2 separate regions of the Homo sapiens genome follow, and region 2 is linked to region 1. A link is an interaction called in ENCODE POLR2A ChIA-PET data of the cell type or tissue named here. Cell type or tissue: GM12878. All regions are shown on one strand. Each heading gives the region's core, and the rest is flanking DNA. Links, peaks and the distances in the headings are about the cores only.

Region 1 (11,142 bases), core at 1,587-9,586:
AAAAGAAAACTTACAGAAAAAATTATAAAGAATTAACTTTTAAAGTGCCTGTTGATACCACTTCCCCTTTTATACCACAGCTCAATTTCTCTGTTCTCCTTCGCAGAGCAAGTCTTTAAAAAAGAAGTTTTCTTCTCTGCTTACCGACTCCAATTCCTCTCCTTCCAGTCTTTCTTAAATGTGCTCCAATCAAATTTTTGTCCACATTGTTTCACCATAATAGCTCTGGCCAAAGTCAGCTCTGGCCAAGGTCATTTATCACATTGCTAACTCCTACAGTCAATCCTATTTCTCATCTTACTCAACTTATAAACAGCATTTTACACATTTGGCACAACTGATCAATTCCCTCTTCCTCCTCTCTTGGTTTTCCTCTTACTCTGCTGGATCTCTTTCTCAGTCTTCCTTTCTGGCTCATCTCCCCACCTGTTAATGTTTTAGCATCTCAAGACTCACTTCTTCATCCTTCCGTTGTTCTATCTATATTTGCTGCCTAGGTGCTCAGCCAGGCTCATGGATTTAAATATAATCCATTTCTGATGACCATGAAATTTATATTTTCCACCTGGGCATCTTCCCGAACTATAGATTGTATGTCAAGTGGTTTCCCTAACATCTTCTAGTTGTGTGTTAATAAATGTCTCAAAGTTACATGAGTAAGTCTGACCTCCTGACTTCCACCCAAAACATCTCCTTCTCAGTGTTCCCTCTTGGCTTATGGCATTTTGATACATTTAATTGCCCAGATGTGTAATCTTGGATCATCCTGGACTCCTCTCCAACCCCTTAGATTTAATCCCTCAGCAAATCTTGCCCACTCTACCATCAAAATATGTCAAGAATCCAATACTATATCATGACCCTCAGCCAAGAGTAATTGAAAGCCACAAAGGATTTGGTGTGAACTCAATGGGCCTCCTTCCTCCTTGTGGGTAATTGGACTTCCATCCCCCTGGACAGGGGTCTGTCTGAATCACAGGCAGATTCTCTTCTGGATTGCCTGTCATCCAACCTGGGCCAACTGCGCAGCAAAGGGTCCTGTCTTCCCAAAGAAATGTACTCAGCTGCTAGAACTAAATCTGCCTGTGGTTGTATTTGCTACAACCTGGGGAGATCTAGTCTGTGAATGAAGGTGATTTAGAAGAAAGCAGAGCAAAGGAATGAAGAGATAAATTTCTGATGACAGTGTTGGAATTTCTGGATCCACCTGCATCTGAAGCCAGATAAAACCCTGAACTTTTCAGTTATGTGAGCCATTAACTCCTTCCTGTCCTTCAGTATGAATTTAGTTTCTGTACCTTGCAGCCAAGAATTCTGACTAATCCACTCCCTCCCCACCTCTAGGTCCAGGAACTTAGCCCCCTTCTTCTTTGTATGGCATTTTCAGTAACTGATAAAACCAGGGTGCTTGTCCTGGGCCATCAACACACAGACCTTCTCAACATGTGTTGCAGCTGGAAAATCTTAACCACGAAGGTCCAGGTTATATAGATTTCGTGCCTATTTCCAAAATCCACATGCTGTTATTTCTTAAACTCAACGAATGTTTTTTAAAGCCTGCTATGTGCTTCTCTTGGGGCTGGGAATATAACTGTAAACAAAATAGGCAAAGCTCCTGCATTCGTGGCACTTATGTCCTAATAGGGGAAGCTGATAATAAGCATAACAAGAAACTTATGTAATGTAATACAAGTAGATCAGGTATTTATCAGGTACTAGTCTGCCAGTCCAGTGGGAATATTTCTGTACCTCTGCCCTAAGGCCTTGGTGCTCCCTAGCTTCCTTGCCCCTTTCCAGGAACACCACCACCCTGATCTCTTCATGATCTAGTAACTACAGGGTTCGTGCTAGCCCAGCAGGGGTCTCTAGAATTCCTACCTTTTTTCGTACCCTATAGTTCTCTACCCTATAGGATGGACTGTTAAATATTTTGACTATCACACCTGCTGAGATGATAAGTGCTATGGAAAAGAAAAATGGAACAAGGCAGTAAGGTCAGAACTACAATTTTAAATAGAATGGTCAGAGTCAATTAGTTGAGAAAGTGGCATTTGAATAAAGAGCTGGAAGAAGGAAGGGTATGAGCCATGCAGTTATAAGGGAGGAAAGCAGTCCAGTTAGAGGGATAGCAAAGAGAAAGGGTACAGGACTAGGAGATGAGACCAGGAGGTAGTGATGAGGGTTCTGGATTCTGTGGGGCCTTGTGGGGCATTAGGAGGACTTGGAAATTTACTCTTCTAAAGGAAAGGAGAGCTCTTGGAGGATGCTCAGCAGAGGCAAGATATGATCCGATTTGTATAGACACACACACCTTTAATGAGATAGAATTTATATTCCATACAATACACTCATTTACAAAGTATAATATCACACTTAATGGGTACATTCTCAGAATTGTGCCACCATCACAACAGTGATTTTTTTTTAAATTTTACTTTAAGTTCTGGGATATATGTGCAGAACATGTAGGTTTCTTACATAGGTATACATGTGCCATGGTGGTTTGCTGCACTTATCAACCTGTCATCTAGGTTTTAAGCCCTGCTTGCATTAGGTATTTGTCCTAATACTCTCCCTCCCCTTGCTCCTTATCCCCCCAACAGGCCCGGTGTGTGATGTTTCCCTCCCTGTGTCCATGTGTTCTCATTGTTCAGCTCCCACTTACAAGTGGGAATATGCAGTGTTTGCTTTTCTGTTCCTGTGTTGGTTTGCTGGTAATGATGGTTTCCAGCTTCATCCATGTCCCTGCAAAGGACATGAACTCACTCTTTTTTATGGCTGCATAGTATTCCATGGTGTATATGTGTCACATTTTCTTTATCCAGTCTATCATTGATGGGCATTTGGGTTGGTTCCAAGTCTTTGCTATTGTAAATACTGCTGTAATAAACATACATGTGCATGTGTCTTTATAGTAGAATGATTTATAATCCTTTGGGTATATACCCAGTAATAGGATTGCTGGGTCAAATGGTATTTCTGGTTCTAGATCCTTGAGGAATCACCACACTGTCTTCCACAATGGTTGAACTAATTTACACTCCCACCAACAGTGTAAAAGCATTCCTATTTCTCCACAGCCTCAGCAGCATCATCACAGTGAATTTTTAAATATTTTCGTCACCTCAAAAAGAAACACCCTACCCCTTAGCCAGCACTTCACAGTGTTCTCATCAACCCCTTCCCCCTGCTAGGTCTAAGCAACTAGGAGTCTACTTTCTGTTTGTTTCTATATATTTGCCTATTCTTGGCATTTCCTATAAATGGAGTCATACAATATGTGGTCGTTTGTGACTGTCTGCTTTCACTTGGAATAATATTTTCAAGGTTTATCAATGTTGTAGCATGTATTAGTACTTCATTCCTTTTTATGGCCAAATAACATTTCACTATATGAATATACTACATTTATCTATGTATCAGTTAATGGACTTTTGGGCTTTTATGAATGCTGTTATGAGCATTCACGTAAAAATCTTTGAGTGGAAGCATGTTTTCATTTCTCTTGTGTATACACCTAGGAGTGAATTGGTGGATCAAACAGTAACTATGTGTAAATTTTGCTGAACTGTCACTGTTTTCCAAAGTGGCTAAACCATTTTACACTTCTACCAGCAGTACTTGAAGGTTCTTTCTCCACATCCTTGCTAACACTTATCTGATTTTTTTACTGTAGTCCTCATGGTGAGTGTGAAGTATTATCTCACTGTGGTTTTGGTTTACATTTTCCTGATGACTACCGATGTTGAGCATCTTTCTATGTGCTTAGGGGTCCCTTGCATGTCTTAGGAGAAATGGCTATTCAGATCCTTTGCCCATTTTTTAATTGGGTTGTGTGTTCTTTCAATATTGAGTTGTACATGGTCTTTATATCTTCTAGATTTACAAATATTTTCTCCCATTCTATCAGTTGTCTTTTTGCTTTCTTGGTAGTGTCCTTTGAAAGACAAAAGTTTTTAATTTTTATGAACTCCAATTTTTTTTCTTTTGTTGTTTGTGCTTTTGGTGTCATATCTAAGAATCCATTGCCAAATTCAAGGTCATGAGAACTTATACCAATATTTTAAGAGTTTATAATTCTGGCTCTTACATTTTGGTTTTTGATGCACTTTGGTTTAATCTTTATACACAATGTAAGGGTCCAATTTCATCCTTTTGTATGGGGCTGTACAGTTATCCCAACACCATTTGTTGAAAAGACTCATTTTTCCCCATTGAATAGTCTTGACATCCTTGTCAAAGTTCACCTAACCATAGATAAATGGGGTTATTTCTGAACTCTGAATTCTGTTTTATTAATCTATGTGTCTATCCTTAAGTAAGTACTATGTTGTCTTGATTATTGTTTTGCAATTAGGAAGAATTAGTCCTAATTTTTTCTTCTTTTTTATGATTGTTTTTGGCTCTTCTGGGTTCCTTGAGTTTCCATATAATTTTCAGGATCAGCTTGTCAATTTCTATTAAAAAGTCATCTGGGATACTGATAGGAACTGTATTGAATCTATAGATCAGTTTGGGGAATATTGCTGTTTTAATGCTTAATATTTATTAAGTATTTGAGACAATATTTATTTTCTTCTGATTATGAACATGGGATGTCTTCCCATTTATTTAGTTTTCTTTAATTTCTTTCAATACTGTTTTGTAGTTTTTAGAGTATAAGTTTTGCACTTCTTTTGTTAACCTTATTCCTAAGTGTTTTATTCTAGTTGATGCTACTATAAATATTGTTTCCTTAATTTCATTTCTGGATTGTTCATTGCAAAGTTATAGAAATTGATTGTTACATACTGTCTGCATATCCTATAACCTTGCTAAACTCATTAATTAATTCTGACAGTTTCTCAGTGGATTTAGTGGATACACATCATCATATAATCTGTGAATAGAGGTAGTTTTACTTCTTCCTTTCCAATCTGAATGCCTTTTATTTCATTTTCATTTTCTTGCCTAATCTGTATGTTAGCTAACAGCTGCCTTGTTGAGCACACACCAAATCAGGGTGAGATGCAGCAGGAATCCAGGTGAGAACAAATTGTGCCTTTGACCAGGGCAGTAGCAGAAAAAGGGTCACAAAATGGTTCAGCTGTTTCTCTTTTGTTCTTCTCTCCTTTATTTCTTTTGACTATCTTGATGGTTTTGTTGTTGTTGTTGTTGTTTTTGTTTTGTTTTGTTTTGTTTTTAACCTCAACCAACAACAAAGCCAACATTTACTTTCTTAAAATCCTCCTGTGGTAAAATTCTTAGTAAGCAGTTCCACATGAAGGAAGCAGACACCAGACTGGAGGCTAAAAAAGCACAAACCCCACACGTCCTGTCTATGTAAGAACAGATCTAACAAGGCAGGTCTGGTTGGAGGGAAGGTCTATTTTTATGAGACGGGGGAAAACAGAAGTGTCCATCACCAGGGCTGAGAAATGCTGCAACTCTCAGCAACCAGCTAAAGATAACCCAGGCCAGGAACTCTCCACCCAGACTGAAGGGGCCTCAGTGCTCTGTGCATGCAGGATAATTCAAGCTTCTCCAGTGAGCAGCCATCCCAAGCTACTGGATCCTTCAGTTTGGGAACACTAGCTTAACCAGCCTTCCTCAGGAACTTCCTTCTCCCTGAAGGTGGCAACACAGGAAAACTCCCCATCAGTCCCTCTTACCCATACACCGCAAGCCAGTTGTGATCTCTCCCTCCTGGCAAGCAGGATCCTGGAGTTCTAATCTGGGCTGGGCCTAGGGTGAGTCAAGGGAAGCCCCTAGGGCACTTGCATGATCCTGACGGTGAGGGCTTCCTTACATTTTGCTTCTTAGATGTTTCTCTCGCCTCACTGGATGGCCAGCCCTGGTTCTAATCCCAGATCTGCTGTTGACAGGCCATGTACATGAGGACAAGTCTCTTGTTCTCTCTGGCCTTCAGTTTACTCATCCGAGAAACTGAAGTGCTGGAGTTAGATCAGTGTTTCCCAATAACTGATCCATGAACCCAAAATGATCCTTAATATTCAGATACACAGAACCTTTACCAAATGTCCTCACTTCTGAAAATCTAAAAACTTTTCTATAAGAACCTAATGTATGACTATAGAATGTGGCAGATGTAGTCAGGGTCCTCCACAGGACTCATTCCTCCCTAGAGAAACTGCACCATCTTCTCTACAGCTCTGTCAGGGCTGTCCCAGCCACTATTGTAACATTGCTAACTGCCCTGACAAAAAGTGATTAGACTAGAGGTAGAACCCAAGCCCAAGATGAACCAATCTATAGACTGGACAGAGACATGCAGATTATTGCTCTCACAGTTTGGGCACTGCAGACTCCGTAGCCAATAATGGTGGGCAGGTCAGCAGTCAGGTCAGACTCAAGGCTGATGGGCACAGAGACCCACGTGCAGGCAAAGAAGCTGATTAAAAGAAGGAGGATGCAGAGAGATGCAGTGATGAGTAAGTCTTATGGTCTATGAAAGTTGAGAAATTACTTTGCTCTTGAGAGAGGGAGGGTGTCCCCAGCTCCTGACTTTCCCATCCTACGCCAATATGAGGCAGGAAGGCCCAGAAGCAATAAGCAACCAAGTACCTAGATTATAGTCTCCAAATATCATTCTCAACTCTAGCACTTCTTGTAGAAATAAGTAATTCTGAGGCCAAGGCAGGGAAATTACAAGATGAACCTGAAACATTTTCTTGTGCCAGAAAGTAAAGAATTACTCAAAGAATGATGGGGGCATGTCTATAGCTCATAGGTACAAATTTCAATGGTTATCCTCTAGCCAAATCTGGAATAATTTGATATTAAAATAAATACTGATGGTAATGGATTAAATCTGCTGAATAAAATAGGAATCCATGAGTCTATGTCAATAAAAATAAGTAGAGGATTGAGTATGAGTAATTTTTTTAAAAAGTAAAAAAGTAAGTGGAGGAAAAGGGAAATGTCTTCCTTATAGTAGCATAGCAGCTAATATATATCGTAGGAATGATGATAATGGATAAACCACCATTTACAACCGCCATAATGGTGGTTAATTCAGGCAAAAGTAATCAATAACTACTAAGTCAAGTTAGTGGAGATTTAATGGGATACAAGATATTGGCATAGTTTGAGAATATCTTCCCACAAAATGTTCATCAATTACAAATAGAAAATTGATGAGTTAATGTGGAGAAACCTGACACAAAATGACCAGGTGCTAAAGATGAACATCACCAGTGTAGGGACAAGCCCACGTTGTATGCCCCCTCGTGTGATGCAGTGAGAAGAGGACAGCCTCCCTTCCGTATAGCACTCCCAGAACACATGTGTGAACCCAGTCCTGAGGAAACACTGCTGGAACCAGGCTGAGCTTTGGCACTCCAAGAACACATGTGTGAACCCAGTCCTGACAAAATATGGGTAGAACCAGGCTGAGCTTCGGCACTCCCAGAACACAAATGTGAATCCAGTCCTGAGGAAACATTGGTGGAACCAGGCTGAGCTTCGTCCTAGAGACTGAAAGGTCTGCACTCTTTCAAACTAATGAGATCATGAAAAACAGGGAGAGACCAAGGAATTATTCCAGATTGAAAGAGACTAAAGAGACTTGTGTATGAAGTACAAAGTGTGATCCTGGCCTAGACAGGAAAGAGACACTGTTAGGACAGCTGGCAAAATATGAATATATTCTTTGGATTAGATGTTAGTGTTAGAGCTGATTTCTTATTTCCTGACTGGAAGAGTTGTATGCTGGTTATGTAGAAGAGTGTCCTTGGTTTGGAAAGATGCATGCTGAAGATTTTGGGAATTTGGTGCATCATGTTGCAAATGTATTTTTTAATAAATTTATTTATATGTATTTTATATATTTTTATCTTACATAATATATAACTATATCATATGCATATTACTTATGAATATATCATTAGTATCACCAGACAGAGCATCTATAATTTTGTCTTTCAGGTCTACCGTTGATTTTTTTCATTTTAACAAATATTTCTAATTTCCTAGAATTCTTTCTTGCAAGTTTTTCCATAGCAATCTATTTTTGTTTTCCAAACAGAAGATATTCTTGATACTCCATTCAATTTTGGACATTGCCAGTTGAACATTCCACAGTACTGCAATATCAGCCTGCTCAAAGCTGAATTCTCCATCTTTTCCTACAAGCCTGTGGATCCTATAGTCTTGTGGGCCACTGAAAGCAATAGCTTTCTTTCTAAGTTGGGTAGGAAGCCATTGAAGGGTTTTGAACAGAGAAGTGACATAATAAAATTTGCATTTTAAAAGAATCACCCTAGCTGTATTGAAAATAGACTGTAAGGAGGCAACGGAAGAAGAGAAGATTCCAGTTGGAAGTAGGATAATCAATAATCCTGGTTTGCCCAGGGCTGAGGGATTTCCTGAGACTGGACTTTCAGTGCAAAAACTGGGAAAGTACCAGGCAAACTGTGACAAGCTGGCTACTCTGGTTAGGAGACTATTTCAGAAGGTTCTGGTGTGAAACGATGATAGCTTGGACCAGCTAAATGGAGATGATTATGAGATGTCAGATTCTGGATATATAATGGGTAAGTTTTATATAATACATAATGCATGGGATGTGTCAAGTGAGGAAAAGAGAAGATTCCTGTGTTCTCAGATTGAGTACTAGGAGACCTGAATTAGCATTTACTGAGGGATGAGGGGGACTGTGGAAGAAGCTATTTTGGAGGTAAGGGGTAGGTCAAGAGCTCAATTTGGGACTTTCTAAGCATAAGATGCCTATGATCCAAAAGGGGATGTTACAAGGCAGTGAAATACATGAGCCTTGAGATCAGAGGAAAGAAGTTAGGATTATAGATATTATATATACATGGACTTTAAAAAGAAATTCATGAAGTGTAGATAAAGAAGAGAATAGATCAAGAACTGAGTCCTGGAGATCCCAATATTAGGAGGGTGGACAGTGGAGGGAGAACCACCAATAGAGAGTGAGAAGGAGCTGCCAGTGAGATCAGAGGCAAACCAGGAGAGTGCAGGGGTCCTGGAAGCCAAGTAAAGATGGTGCTTCAAGGTAGGTGGCATGATTCCCTGCATCCAGTGGAATCTGGGGCCTGCAAATTGACCTTTGGGTCTAGTTATAAGGAGGTCATTGTTGAACTTGACAAGATTTGTTTGGGTAGAGTGGTGGGGGCAAAATCTTGATTAAAGGAGAATGGGGGTGGGCACTGTGGCTCAAGACTAATCTCAGCACTTTGGGAGGCCAAGGTGGGCAGATCACTTGAGGTCAGGAGTTCAAGACCAGTCTGGCCAACATGGTGAAACTCTGTCTCTACTAAAAATACAAAAATTAACTGAGCATGGTGACGTGTGCCTGTAGTCCCAGCTACTTGGAAGGCTGAGGCAGGAGAATCGCTTGAACCCAGGGGGCAGAGATTGCAGTGAGCCAAGTTTGCGCCACTGCACTGCAGCCTGGGTGACAGAGTGAGACTCCGTCTCAAAAAGAGAGACAGAGAGAGAGACAATGGGAGACGAAAGGCAGTAGCTGGAGGGGAAGGTGGAAATGCTTTTTGTGGTTTTTTAAGATGTGAAAAATAACAGCATGTTTGCAGATGGGAATAATACAGTAGAGAGGGGAGAAATGATGATTCAGGAGAGAAGGCAGAGAATGGTGAAGCCATGTTCTTAAGAAGCGGAGAGAGGTTAGGATCTAGGGCTTCAGGGAAAGAGCCAGCCTGAGCTAAGAGTAGAGACAATTACTGCACACAAATAGGAAGGAAGACAAGGCATGTGGGTACTGGGTCAGGAGACTGAGTGGATCTGGCAATGGGAGCTCATGAAAATTCTCTTCTGGCACTTCTAATTCTCAAGAAAGTAAGGAGCAAGGTAATCAGCTGAGGTGGCATGGGGAGACTGCACTGGAGGTCTGAAAGAGGTAAGCTATAAAGGCATCGCCTAGGGGAGCAGATGGAATGGGGAAAGAAGGACAGCTGCTGAGCAGCACTCTGAGCTACTTGAGGTTTCAGTGGTCATGGATTTAGAGAGAGAGACCAGTCAGCACTTTACAACTTTCAGTTCCCTTAATGCTATCTGTTTTTTTTTTTTTTCCTGTTTGTTCATCTTAGTCCTTCTCAATTTTACTGTTGGTTTTGCAGAAATGTCTGGTGGTCCATGGTGGCCCATTTATATTTGAAGAAAAAGGGCTGGGTTAATTCACATAGGTGACTGAAGACACTCAAAGCTCCCCTCCCCAATTACTAAATAGGCTGAATGGAAAAAAGACCTACAACCAGACACGTCATGGTCAAGTTTCAGAACACCAAAAATGAAGAGGCAATCTTAAAGTCTTCAGGCACACACACAAAAATGATAACAGCAGTAAAAGCTGTCACACACACACACAAAAAGGTGTCAGAATGCCATCAGCAATCCTGGGGGCTGGAAAATAAAAAGCAAGCCTTTAAAGTTCTAGAATTCTAGACCTAGCTCAATCACCAATACAGCAAAATGGTAGAATAAACATACCTTTCATCGTATTTAGGATGTGTTCCAACAAAATAAGGAAATCAAAGAAAGACAAGGGCAGGAAAGAGTGAATCCATCTCAGAAGAGCAATGAAGGGAAAGCCCAGGATGAAGGTTTACCTTTCATTACTCTTAATTGCACGCCTTTTCTCAGGTTCAAATGTCTTTACCTTGTGCATTTATCACTTCCACAACTGTTTCTTTTGAAACAGAGTCTTGCTCTGTCACCCAGTCTGGATTGCAGTGGCGCAATCTCTGCTCACGCAACCTCCCTCCCGCATTCAAGTGATTCTCATCCCTCAGCCACCTGAGTAGCTGGGATTACAGGCACGCACCACCATGCCCAACCAATTTTTGTATTTTTAGTAGAGGCGGGGTTTCACCATGTTGGCCAGGCTGGTCTCGAACTCCTGACCTCAAGTGATCCACCCACCTCAGCCTCCCAAAGTGTTGGGATTACAGGCGTGAGCCACTGTGCCCAGCCTAACAACTATTTTTGTTTAAATAACTCTTTACCTCTCAGATCATCAAAATTCTGGACACTGTAACTTCTCCCCCCATATGACTCGAAGTGTTGGAAAAATATGTATGTTTAATTCCTTACTAATTTTTCACATCAAACCTCTTTCTTTTTCATATTATCAGAAATATTTAGATTTAACTATTTATAACT
Region 2 (11,142 bases), core at 1,416-9,415, 60 kb after region 1:
ATTAAGAAAGTAAAGGAATAAAATAATGGCTACTCCATAGGCAGAGCCGCCTCATCTTGGTTTTAAGTGTGCTATTATCTTTTGGTATACTGACTGACCAACCAGCATCAATTCACAGATTTAAAAAAAAAAAAAAAAACTTGCAGCTGAATGTCAACCATACACCACTGTATTCACAAAGACCAGCTGTCAGGCAACAATCTGGCTCCTAATCTCGATATATATAGAAACAAATAGCAAGAAGAGTCAATGCCTTCAATTCATGGCCTCTCCTATTATGTCTTCTCAGAATACTGTGTAGAGAAATGGACAGTAAGTCAAAGACACTGTTGAACAAAGTATGCTGGTTGCTGAAGGAAAGATATTCACATGAGGTTTTGAAAGAAGAGATGAGATACAGCATCCCTTTGTGGTACTGATAGCTCTTTGATGTAGGTGGCTAGTTCAAGCAGCATCTCAGTGGCACATTCAGTATCTTGATTACCCTGAACTTTTGGCTTCTGGGCAAGGCTATCAACCTCTTTCATATTGAGAAAAAGACATCAAGATTTTGAAGACAGAACTGTGGTGCCAAAGCTTAGCCTTTGAGAATACAACTCTTTTCCTACATCTAAATGTTTTCTTTTCTTGGCAGAGAAATAAATTGATATAAAAGCAACCACTAGAAATATTAAAAACAGACTTATGAACCTTCAAATAATCAGACAAAAATACAAACATATAGGCGCACACACACATGCATACCGAAGAAGACAAAAATACACAGGGTAAAACATAGAAAACACAAGCAGTATTTAAATAGAAAACAAGATAAGAAGACACAGTTAAGGCGAATATGTCAGTTATATCAGCACATGTAAATGGGATAAAACTACTCATGATAGAAAAATGATTCTCACATCGAATGATAAAAGTGTCTTAAAAAGTGTATGATGTGTGCAAGAGATGCATCTTTGCCAAAATAACTCAGAAAGGTTAAAAATAAAATACAAACCAAGGTGTACCAGAAAATAGTAAGCTAAGGCTGCAATGTTACCATCAGCCAAAATTAAATTAAATATAAAAATGTGAAACGAGGCAAAAAAAAAAAAAAAAGTTAAACAGGAGCAAGAGTGGTATCCACCTGAAGAATCTAGTTTAGGCCGGGTGTGGTGGCTCATGCCTGTAATCCCAGCAGTTTGGGATTGCTTGCATCTAGGAGTTCGAGACCAGCCTGGGCAACATAGGGAGACCCCCTGTCTCTACAAAAATTCAAAAATTTGTGGGGCATAGTGGCATGTGCCTGTAGTTCCAGCTAGTCAGGAAGCTGAGGTTGGGAGGATCACTTGAGCCAGGGAGGTCAAGGCTGCAGTGAGCCGTGATTATGCCACCACATTCCAGCCTGGGTGACAGAGTGAGACCTTGTCTCAAAAAAAAATAATAACAATGAAATAAGTAAAACCACAGTAAGATACCACCTTACCCTAGCCAGAATGGCCATTATTAAAAAGCCAAAAAACGACAGATGATGGTGTGGATGTGGTGAGATGGGAATGCTTATACACTGTTGGTGGGAATGTAAATTAGTACAACGTCTATGGAAAACAGTATGGAGATTTCTTAAAGAACTAAATCTACCATTTGATCTGACAATCCCATTACTGGGTATCTACACAAAGGAAGAGAAGTCATTATATGAAAAAGACACCAGCACATGCATGTTTACAGCAGCACAATTCACAATTGCAAAGATATGGAACCAACCTAAATGTCCATCGACTAATGAGTGAATAGAGAAAATGTGGTATATATACCATAGAATATTACTCAGCTGTAAAAAAGAATGAAATAATGTCTTTTGCAGCAACTTGGATGAAGCTGGAGGCCATTATTCTAAGTGAAGTAACTCAGGAGTGGAAAACCAAATACTGTATGTTCTCACTTATAAGTGAGAGCTAAGCTGTGGGTACACAAAGGCAAACAGCATGGTGTAATAAACTTTGAAGACTCAGAAGTAGGGGGGTGGAAAAGGGGTGACAGATATTGGGACAATATACACTACTTGGGCGAGAGATGCACTAAAATCTCAGACTTCCCCACTATATAATTCATCCATGAAACCAAAACCCCCTGGGACCCCACAAGCTATTGAAAGAAAAAATTATATATAGAGAGAGAACGAAAAGGCCTGACATTGTGGGCACATCCTATACCCAGGTAAGAGGAGGATTAAACCAAGAGCTGTAAGGTGACAGATTAGCTGAAAAGTTCCAGAGGAGAGCTGACTGCACTAACAAACGTTGCGTTTTCAAACATGTTTCAGGTGCATGTCAGGTCATTCGGATGGGACAACAGTTTATACCACAGTAGCCAAATGTAAAAAGAAAAAAGTCATTTCAGGAAAAAGCATCAGGTTGAAGGTAGTGCCTCCAAAGATAATGTCCTCCTGGAAGCTGTGAATGTATGAAAGGAGTTTTGTGGGTGTAATTCCGTTAACAATCTTGATGCCATCATCATGGATTGAGATGGGCCCTAAATCCAATGATAAGTGTCTTCAGAAGAGAAGAGGAGAAAAGGCCCACAGGGGAGAAGGCAACGTGAAGACAGAGCAGAGCCCAGAGGGACGCGGCCACAAGCCAAGGAGTGCCGAGGAGGGCCGGCAGCCACCAGAAACTGCAAGAGAGGCAGGGAATGGTTTTCCCTCACAGTGTCCAGAAGGAAACAGCAGTGCCAACACCTTGACTTAGGACTTCTGGCCTCCAGAACTGTGAGAGAATAAATTTCTATTGTTTTAAGCCAAAAAATAAAAAGCAAGGTGAAAGCAGCCATCATGATCATTATCATTTAACATGGCTCTAGCAGTTCAAGCCAGTGTAATTAGACAAAAAAGAGAAATGTGATGTAAATATTGGAAAGAGGAAGCAAATTTATATGTAGATGATGTGATTGGAAAATTCCCAACTATTAGAGAGGCAGTAATTCAGGATGGCTCGGGTGCGGTGGCTCATGCCTGTAATCCCAGCACTTTGGGAGGTTGAAGCAGGTGGATTTCTTGAGCCCAGAAGTTCGAAACCAGCCTGGAAACATGGCGAAACTCTGTCTCTACAAAAAATACAAAAATTAGCTAGGCATGATGGCGAGCACCTGTGGTGCCAGGTACTAGGGATGCTGAGGTGGAAGGATCACTTGAGTCCAGGAGGCAGAGGTTGCAGTGAGCCAAGATTGTGCCACTGGGCAACAGAGCAAGATCCCATCTCAAAAAAATAAATAAATAAAGATGATGGCAGTTTCCAAGGTTCATATACAAAACCCAGTAGCTCTCCTTTACTTTACTTTATATACATAATATATGTATATATATAAAATCTATCAGAAATATACGATAGAAATTACAGTTATAATGGCAATCAAAAAGACAAAATATTTAGAAAAATATTTAAAAGACATATAAGGGCCTTTACAAAGATAATATTAAAATTATACAGAATGCTGGGCAAAGTGCTCCCAGCATTTTGGGAGGCCAAAGCGGGAGGATGGCTTGAGCTCAGGAGTTTAAGACCAGTCTGGGCAACATAGTGAAGCCTGACCACTGCTAAAAACAAACAAAATTAGCCAAATGTGATGGTGCACGCCAGTAGTCCCAGCTACTTGGGAAGCTAAAGTAAGAGGATTGCTTGAGCCCAGGAGTTTGAGTCTGCAGTGAGCTATGAGCCCACCACTGCACTGCAGCCTGGGCAACAAAGTGAGATCCTGTCTCTAAAAATAAAAATAAATAAAATAATAGAGAACATTCTATTCTAGGCTTTTGTTTTTTGTTTTGTTTTGAGACAGGGTCTCACTCTGTCTCCCAGGCTGGAGTGCAGTGGCATGATAATGACTCACTGCAGCCTCAACCTTCTGGACTCAAGTGATCCTCCCACCTCAGCCTCCCGAGTAGCTGGAACTACAGGCATATGCCACCACACACCACAAAGTTTCGAATTTTTGTAGAGACAGGGTCTCCCTATGTTGTCCAGGCTGGTCTCAAACTCCTGGATGCATGTGATCCTCCCACCTTGGCCTCCCAAAGTGCTGGGATTACAGGTGTGAGCCACTGTAGCCAGACTACTCTGTGTTTTTTGTTTTTTTTTGAGACAGTGTCTTCCTCTTGTCACCCAGGCTGGAGTGCAGTGGTGTGATTTCAGCTCACTGCAACCTCTGCCTCCGGGGTTCAAGTGGTTCTTCTGCCTCAGCCTCCCAAGTAGCTGGGATTACAGGCACCCACCACCATGCCTGGCTAATTTTTTTTTTTTTTTTTTTTTTTGAGATGGAGTCTCATTCTTGTCCCCCAGGCTGGAGAGCAATGGCGCGATCTCGGCTCACTACAAACTCCGCCTTCTGGGTTCAAGCGATTCTCCTACCTCAGCCTCCCGAGTAGCTGGGATTACAGGTGCCTGCCACCACACCCAGCTAATTTTTGTATTTTTAGTAGAGACAGGGTTTCACCATGTTGGCCAGGCTGGTCTCGAACTCCTGACCTCAGGTGATCCACCCGCCTCGGCGTCCCAAAGTGCTGGGATTACAGGCATTAGCCACTGCGCCCGACTAATTTTTGTATTTTTAGTAGAGACGGGGTTTCACCATGTTGTCCAGGCTGGTCTCGAACTCCTGACCTCAGGTGATCCACCTGCCTCAGCCTCCCAAAGGGCTGGGATTACAGGTATGAGCCACTGTGCCCGGCCTATTCTGTGCTTTTGAATAGAAAGACTCAATATTATAAAAATGTCAGTGTTGGCTGGGCACAATGGCTCATTCCTGTAATCCCAGAACTTAGGGAGGATCACTTGAGGCCAGGAATTTGAGATCAGCCTGAGCAACATAGTGAGACCTCAACTCCACATTTTAAAAATTTAAAAATAAAAAATGTCAGTGCTTTCTCAATCCATTTACTCACTGTGACTCTAATCAAAATACCCATAGGATTTGTTTGTTAGTCAGGTGAGGAACTTGTCAAAAATTATATGACAACCAAATGAGGAAATAAATAAGAGCCAGGAAAGCCCTGAAAAAGAAAAGCAACAAGATGAGGCTAGATGTATCAGATGATAAAAATATTATGAAATTATAATTTGTAAAGCAATTTGGTATCCAAAGGTGAAATAGACAACTCAGTAAACCAGAATAGAAAATCAGAAATAGATCCCAACACATATCAGAATTCAGTTTACGTTTAAGGTGACATTCTAAATTAGTAGAGAAAGGTGGTAGTAAAATTAGCTACCCATTTGGGGGAAAAATATAATGGGAACACTATTCCCTAAATCAAAATAAATTCCAGGTGGATAAAGGATATATATTAAAAATAAAACCATAAGACCATAGAGAAACAATAAGTAAATTTATTTATAATAGTATGATAAAGAATTCAGCAAATAAAATCCAGGATCCCTAAAGTAAACATTTATGAAATGTGGCTATATAAAAATTTAAGCTCACACGTGTAATCCTAACACTTTGAGAGGCTGAGGTGGGACGATTGCTTGAGCCAAGGAGCGCAAGACCAGCCTAGCTACATAGCAAGACCTGGTCTCTACAAGTAATAAAAAAAAAAAATGAGTTGGGGGTGGTGGTGTGCACCTGTGGTCCCAGCTACCTGGGAGGCTGAGGTGGGAGGATTGCTTGAACCCTAGAGGTTGAGGATGCAGTGAGCCAAGATCTTGCCACTGTATTCCAGCCACCCTGGGCGACAGAGCGAGACTCTGTCTCAAAAAAAAGAAAAAAAAAAAAGACTTCTGTACGGTAAAGCATTCTATAAAGCAAGGTGAAAGACAAACCAATAATAAGTGCTACTGTGTAACAGACAGACAAGCTCACCTCCTTCATCCTCAAAGACCTAAAGCAACTCAAGACAAAATGAGTAAGGAATATAAACCAGCAGTTTACTGAGAAATAGAAATGGTTTTTAAAAGCTTCAACTTCACTCGTAAAAAGAGAAATGCCAACTGAAACAGTAAGATTTGTTTCTCCTATCAGATTGGCAGAGATTCACAGTTTGATAGCACCCAGTGCCAGGGAGGGTGTTGGGAAACAGTCACCCTCAGACACTACTGGTTGAGAGTGAAATTGGTGCAATTTTTGGGATGGTGATTTGGCAATGTCTTTCAAACTCCTTTGACCCAGAACTCAACTGCTTGGATTTTTAACCTACAGATCTATGCACAAAAGTCTTCCAATTTAGATAAATAAGAATGTTCAAGAAATGTGCTTTAAGACAGTCTCCTTTCTGCATTCTTGCTTTCCAATGCAATGCTCAGTGGGCCTCAAAATTTGATGTGCATAAGAATCAATTGGAGGGCTTGTTAAAACCCAGGTTGCTGGGCCCCACTTGCAGAATTTCTGATTCAGTAGGTCTAGGAAAGACCTAAGAATCTGCATTTCTAACAGCTTCTCCGGTGATGCTGATGCTGATGGTCAGGCGTTAGAACTTGAGAACAATTGCCTTAGCCTGTTGAGAGGGCTGGGGTGGGTCTCCAACCAAGATGAAGGCCTAGAGAGGGGAATTCCTTTGAGGAGGGGGAAGAGTAAAAGGCAAGGTGGAGAGGAGCAGAATTCCCCTCAGGACTATGGAGAGGAGGAGGTAGTTTGGGTGGGGTTGTCCAGAGGGGAATGTTTGAGCCCCCTAAGAAGCCAGGAACTTAGTCCCTATTCGCAGCCTCATAAAAGAGTCTTCCCTTCCCTCTGCACAACCAAGGATAGCTCAGAAATAGCAGGGCCCATCTTCTATGCTCAGTGGATCCATGGGCTTGGAGAAGGAGAATATTAGCCACAAGCAGACAGTATGGACTGAAAATCAGACAGCTAGGTCATCCTAGACAGGGGAAGGCATCCCCATTCTTCAGATAGACCTCAGAGGGGTGGGGTTGGGATGGCACACAGGAGAGTGTCTCTGCTGACTGAAGGGGAAGCTCCCCTTGAGACTTAGCTGCTCGGATTTGATTTGGGGGAGGGGGAATTCTTTTTAACAAATCATGTTGGGAAAACTAGATATTCATATGCAAAATAATGAAGTTGGACCCTTAGCTTATTATCATATAAAATTTAACTATAAATGGATTAAAGACCTAAACGTAAGAGCTAAAACTATGAAACTCTTAGATGAAAAATAACTTGAAGCTCCTTGCACTTGAGAGTCATGAATGGAATAAAATTCTTACCCATCTGTGGCAAAATAAGAAATATATCTGGTCTTTGTCCCTACTTTCTTGCTCAGAGTTCCTTTGGAATTTCCCTTGGAGTTTCCTGAGTGACAGGATTTATCCATCAGGAGCCCCTTACAATCACACCTGAGTCTATGCTATTATAATAAAGTGATTAAGGGTGGGGCCCTTAGCCTCAGAATGAGGTTGATCACCAGAAAGACCAAGGGATTAGAAGGCTAGAACTTTCAACTCTACCCATCAACCTCCAGGAGGGGGAAGGGGACTAGAGATTAAGCTCTACAAAAACTCCTGAACAATAAGACGGAATGAGCTTCCAGGCTGGTGAACACATCCACATACCAAGAGGGAAGCAGACCCCAGTGCTCCAGACACTTCTGAACCTTAATCTGTTTCTCGTCGTCTGGCTCTTCGTTTGCATTCTTTATAATAAACTGGTAACTAAAGCGTCTCCCTGAGTTCTGTGAGCCATTCCAGCAAATTATTGAACTTTAGGAGGGGGCTGTGGGAACTCCAGCTTTATAGCTGGTTGGTCAGAAGTACAATAAGCCTGGAACTTGTGACTGGTGTCTGAGAGGAATGGTCAGTCTTGTGAGACTGAGCCCTGAAGCTGTGGGGTCTGCACTAATGCTGGGAAGTTAGTGTTAAAGTTGAATTGTTGAACACCCAGCTGGTGTCTGGAGAATCAGATAATTGGCTGTAGGTGTTGGAAAACTCTCCAGACCATCACACTAATTTAGATGAAGAGAAACCAAACAGTTGAACCTGACCTGTGGACCCCAGATATACCTCACTGGTCTAGATGTAGATTATCGGTGAAAGGCTGAAAACACTGGCTCCATTTTCACAATAATGGCACTGTGATTGACACTAACTTCTCCTCTCTTTAAAAAAAAAAAATCAGGGTAAAACTTAAAGTGAACAAATCTTCAGTAAGGAACTTGAATCTTTACACATGTATATACCTGTCCAACTGCTACACAGATCAAGATATAGAACATCTCTAGCATCCCAGAAGGCTCTTGTGCCCCTTCCCAGTCAATATCCCCAAGGCAACATTATCTATCACTGTGCTTTAATTCACCTGCTTTAAAATTTAATAAAATAAGTGGAATTATAGTTACTCCTCTTTCAAAGGTCGCACCTCCCAGTACTGACACAATGGCAATTAAATTTCAATCTGAGTTTTGGCGGGGACATTCAAACCATAGTATCGTATGAAGCAATAGCTCGTTATTTTTCGTTGTTGTGTAATATCCCATTATATGATAACAATTAATTTTCACTTACCTATTAGTAGAATTCGTGTTGTTTTCAGTTATGGGCTGAAAACATACATAAAACTGCTATAACATTATTTTAAATGTCTCTTGGTGTGTATAAGCGCCTTGTTTCTCCTGGGTATATACTGAATAGTGGAATTATTTCCAATAGTTTCCAATTATACCCTCACTAACTCAAGTGCCCAAACCTGCCCAGTTCCCTGATTGTGTCAATTCACCCTCCCATCAACAATGTACGATGGGCCAGGTATGGTGGCTCACGCCTGAAATCCCACCATTTTGGGAGGGCAAGGTGGGCAGATCACTTGAAGTTAGGAATTCAAAACCAGCCTGGCCAACATGGTGAAACCCCATCTCTACTAAAAATACAAAAATTAGCTAGGCATGGTGGCATGTGCCTGTAGTCCCAGCTACTTGGGAGGCTGAGGCAGGAGAATTGCTCGAACCTGGGAGACGGAGGTTGCAGTGACTTGAGATCATGCCACTACACTCCAGCCTGAACAATTTACAACGGATCTGGTCAATTCTCAATTTTGTCATATTTAATATTATTAGTTTCCTTTGAGATTAGCTTTACTAATGGGAATAAAGCATTAATTTTTAATTTAAAAAAATTTTATTTAAAACTTGTGATAATTTTTATTTACCTAAAATTGGTGGTTCATGGATGCTGAATGTTGGAGAAACTTAGGACTCTTCCAAGTATTCAGAAATTCCTTGAGGATATGTGGGTGTGTTTCTGCCTATATATGTGCCATAGTCACAGATGGATGCTGCTCTAGACCCCACCCTTAATGCTTTGGAACAGACCTTTCTTTTCCCCATGAATAAGAAGAGTTTACTTGGGATCCCAGAGGGAGATGTTTCCCATCATCAGTAACATCTGGGGAACATCTGGTGAGTCCATCCCAGGACGGGGAGATGCTTTTCTGGAGAACACACGTCACTTGATTCTTCTTATTCTCCTGTATTTTCCTTTGTTCTCTCTTTCTCTTCCATTGGGCTCCCCACTCTAAGCGCCACTCCAGCCCTCACCAGCAAACTCCCTACCCTGATTTCTGACTCGTCTGGTTTCCCCAATATACAACTCAACAGGATGCAAACGTAGGCAGCATGAGAGACCCTCATTAATTCTAGTGCCCAACCCTGCCCAGTTCCCTGATAAGCAGGCAGCATCTTCTAGAAACTGAGTCAAGGAATGTTGAAGCTGGTGAGGGTTCTCTTGTCCAATGCCTCCATTTTACAGATTGAAAAGCTAAAGGCCAGAAAGTGAGGGAAAGAGACAGTCAGGGACAGAAACAAAACTAGATCACTTCTGGGTATCATAGAAGCCTCTCTTCTGCTGGAAACTTGGCCTGGAGATTAGAGGCAGGCAGGAAGGCAGGCAGTGGAAAGGATTCCTTGGGAACAGCAACGTCTGCAGCCCGCAGCCACAGTGAGAGCACAGCTGAGGTCTGAGGTGGGTGGTGGAGGGTGGGTGGCCTGCGGGTTTACCCCTTAAAGCCCTGAGAGTGGAGTCACCTCTAGCAACAGACACCCAGCTTTGTAGCCTTTAAGCTCCTTCCTGTGCATTCTCAGCTACACTATAGCTTCAGTGTGCTAGCTGTGTGTTAAAAATCCATCCACTGCCACCTCCAGCCCTGCCCTCTCCTTGAGCCCTAGCAACTTTACCCATTTGCTAGTCATGTTTAGTTTATTCAACAAGTTCTTATCAAGCACTGGAGATAGAGCAGTGATCAAGTCCAACATTGCTCCTGCCCTCCCACTGCTCACAGACAAAGCACAAGGAAATGCACAAGGAAACCACACAACTAAGTGGGTGCAAGGCAGGTGCAAGGTGGGATCAGCATCCTTGAAAGTTTAAAACAGGACATACTCTGAGAACTGACAACTGGCCAACAGAGCTGGAGAGCAGTCATCAGGGGTATGAGGTGGAAGTGTACAGGTGAGGCTGCGACAGAATCATACCTCATGTATAAAATAAAACCAAATGCAGAAGGACTAACGTTAAAAGCACATGAACTGGCCGGGCGCGGTGGCTCACACCTGTAATTCCAGCACTTTGGGAGGCCAAGGCGGGTGGATCATCTGAGGTCAAGAGTTCGAGACCAGCCTGGCCAACGTGGAGAAACCCCATACCTACTAAAAATACAAAAAAAACTAGCCAGACGTGGTGGCGCATGCCTGTAATCCCAGCTACTCGGGAGGCTGAGGCAGGAGAATCGCTTGAACCCAGGAGGCGGAGGTTGCAGTGAACCGAGATTGAGCCACTGCACTCCTGCCTGGGCAACAGAGTGAGACTCCATCTCGGAAAAAAAAAAAAAAAAGCACATAAACCAACAAAATGACACGTACACACATTAATGGCATTGAAGGGGGGGGAAGGGAGTGGTAAATGAGGGTATGAAGAGAGAGGTGAGACTGCAAAAGTGAGAAAGGGCCGATTATTTCAGCTTTGTAGGCCCCAAGGAGTTGAGACTTCATCAGGAGGGTACTGGGAAGCCACTGGAAGCTTGGCTCCAGCTGCCCAGACACCTCCGCCTGCAGGCTCCCAGGTACACACTCAATGCATGCGGAAGGACAGGGCCTTTATCTTCCCCCAACCTGCTTTCCTCCTGTTGTTCTTGCAGGAAAGGTAAAGTGGAGCAGACCCCTGCCATTCTACATGCACATCTGTGGCTGAA

What was found. Peaks named below come from ENCODE experiments on the same cell type or tissue, not always from the same donor. Only the 100,000 strongest peaks of a DNase experiment are listed, where the experiment ranks them.
Region 2: POLR2A ChIA-PET joins it to region 1 with 5 read pairs; 4 of 35 experiments call an interaction of 5 or more read pairs at or near these places.

What each region holds. Positions count from the first base shown.
Region 1 is chr3:39,215,190-39,226,331 of GRCh38, reverse strand. No RefSeq gene overlaps it. Among named protein-coding and RNA genes, the nearest start is that of DSTNP4, 8.0 kb to the right of the region's middle. RefSeq lists a silencer at 5,258-5,357. In GM12878, for the core only: no CTCF peak of the experiment used is centred there; a DNase peak (open chromatin) is centred at 5,301.
Region 2 is chr3:39,154,827-39,165,968 of GRCh38, reverse strand. All of the region lies in intron 1 of LOC101928263 (a long non-coding RNA gene), which reads right to left. Among named protein-coding and RNA genes, the nearest start is that of CSRNP1, 6.8 kb to the right of the region's middle. RefSeq lists an enhancer at 11,054-11,142. In GM12878, for the core only: no CTCF peak of the experiment used is centred there; no DNase peak of the experiment used is centred there.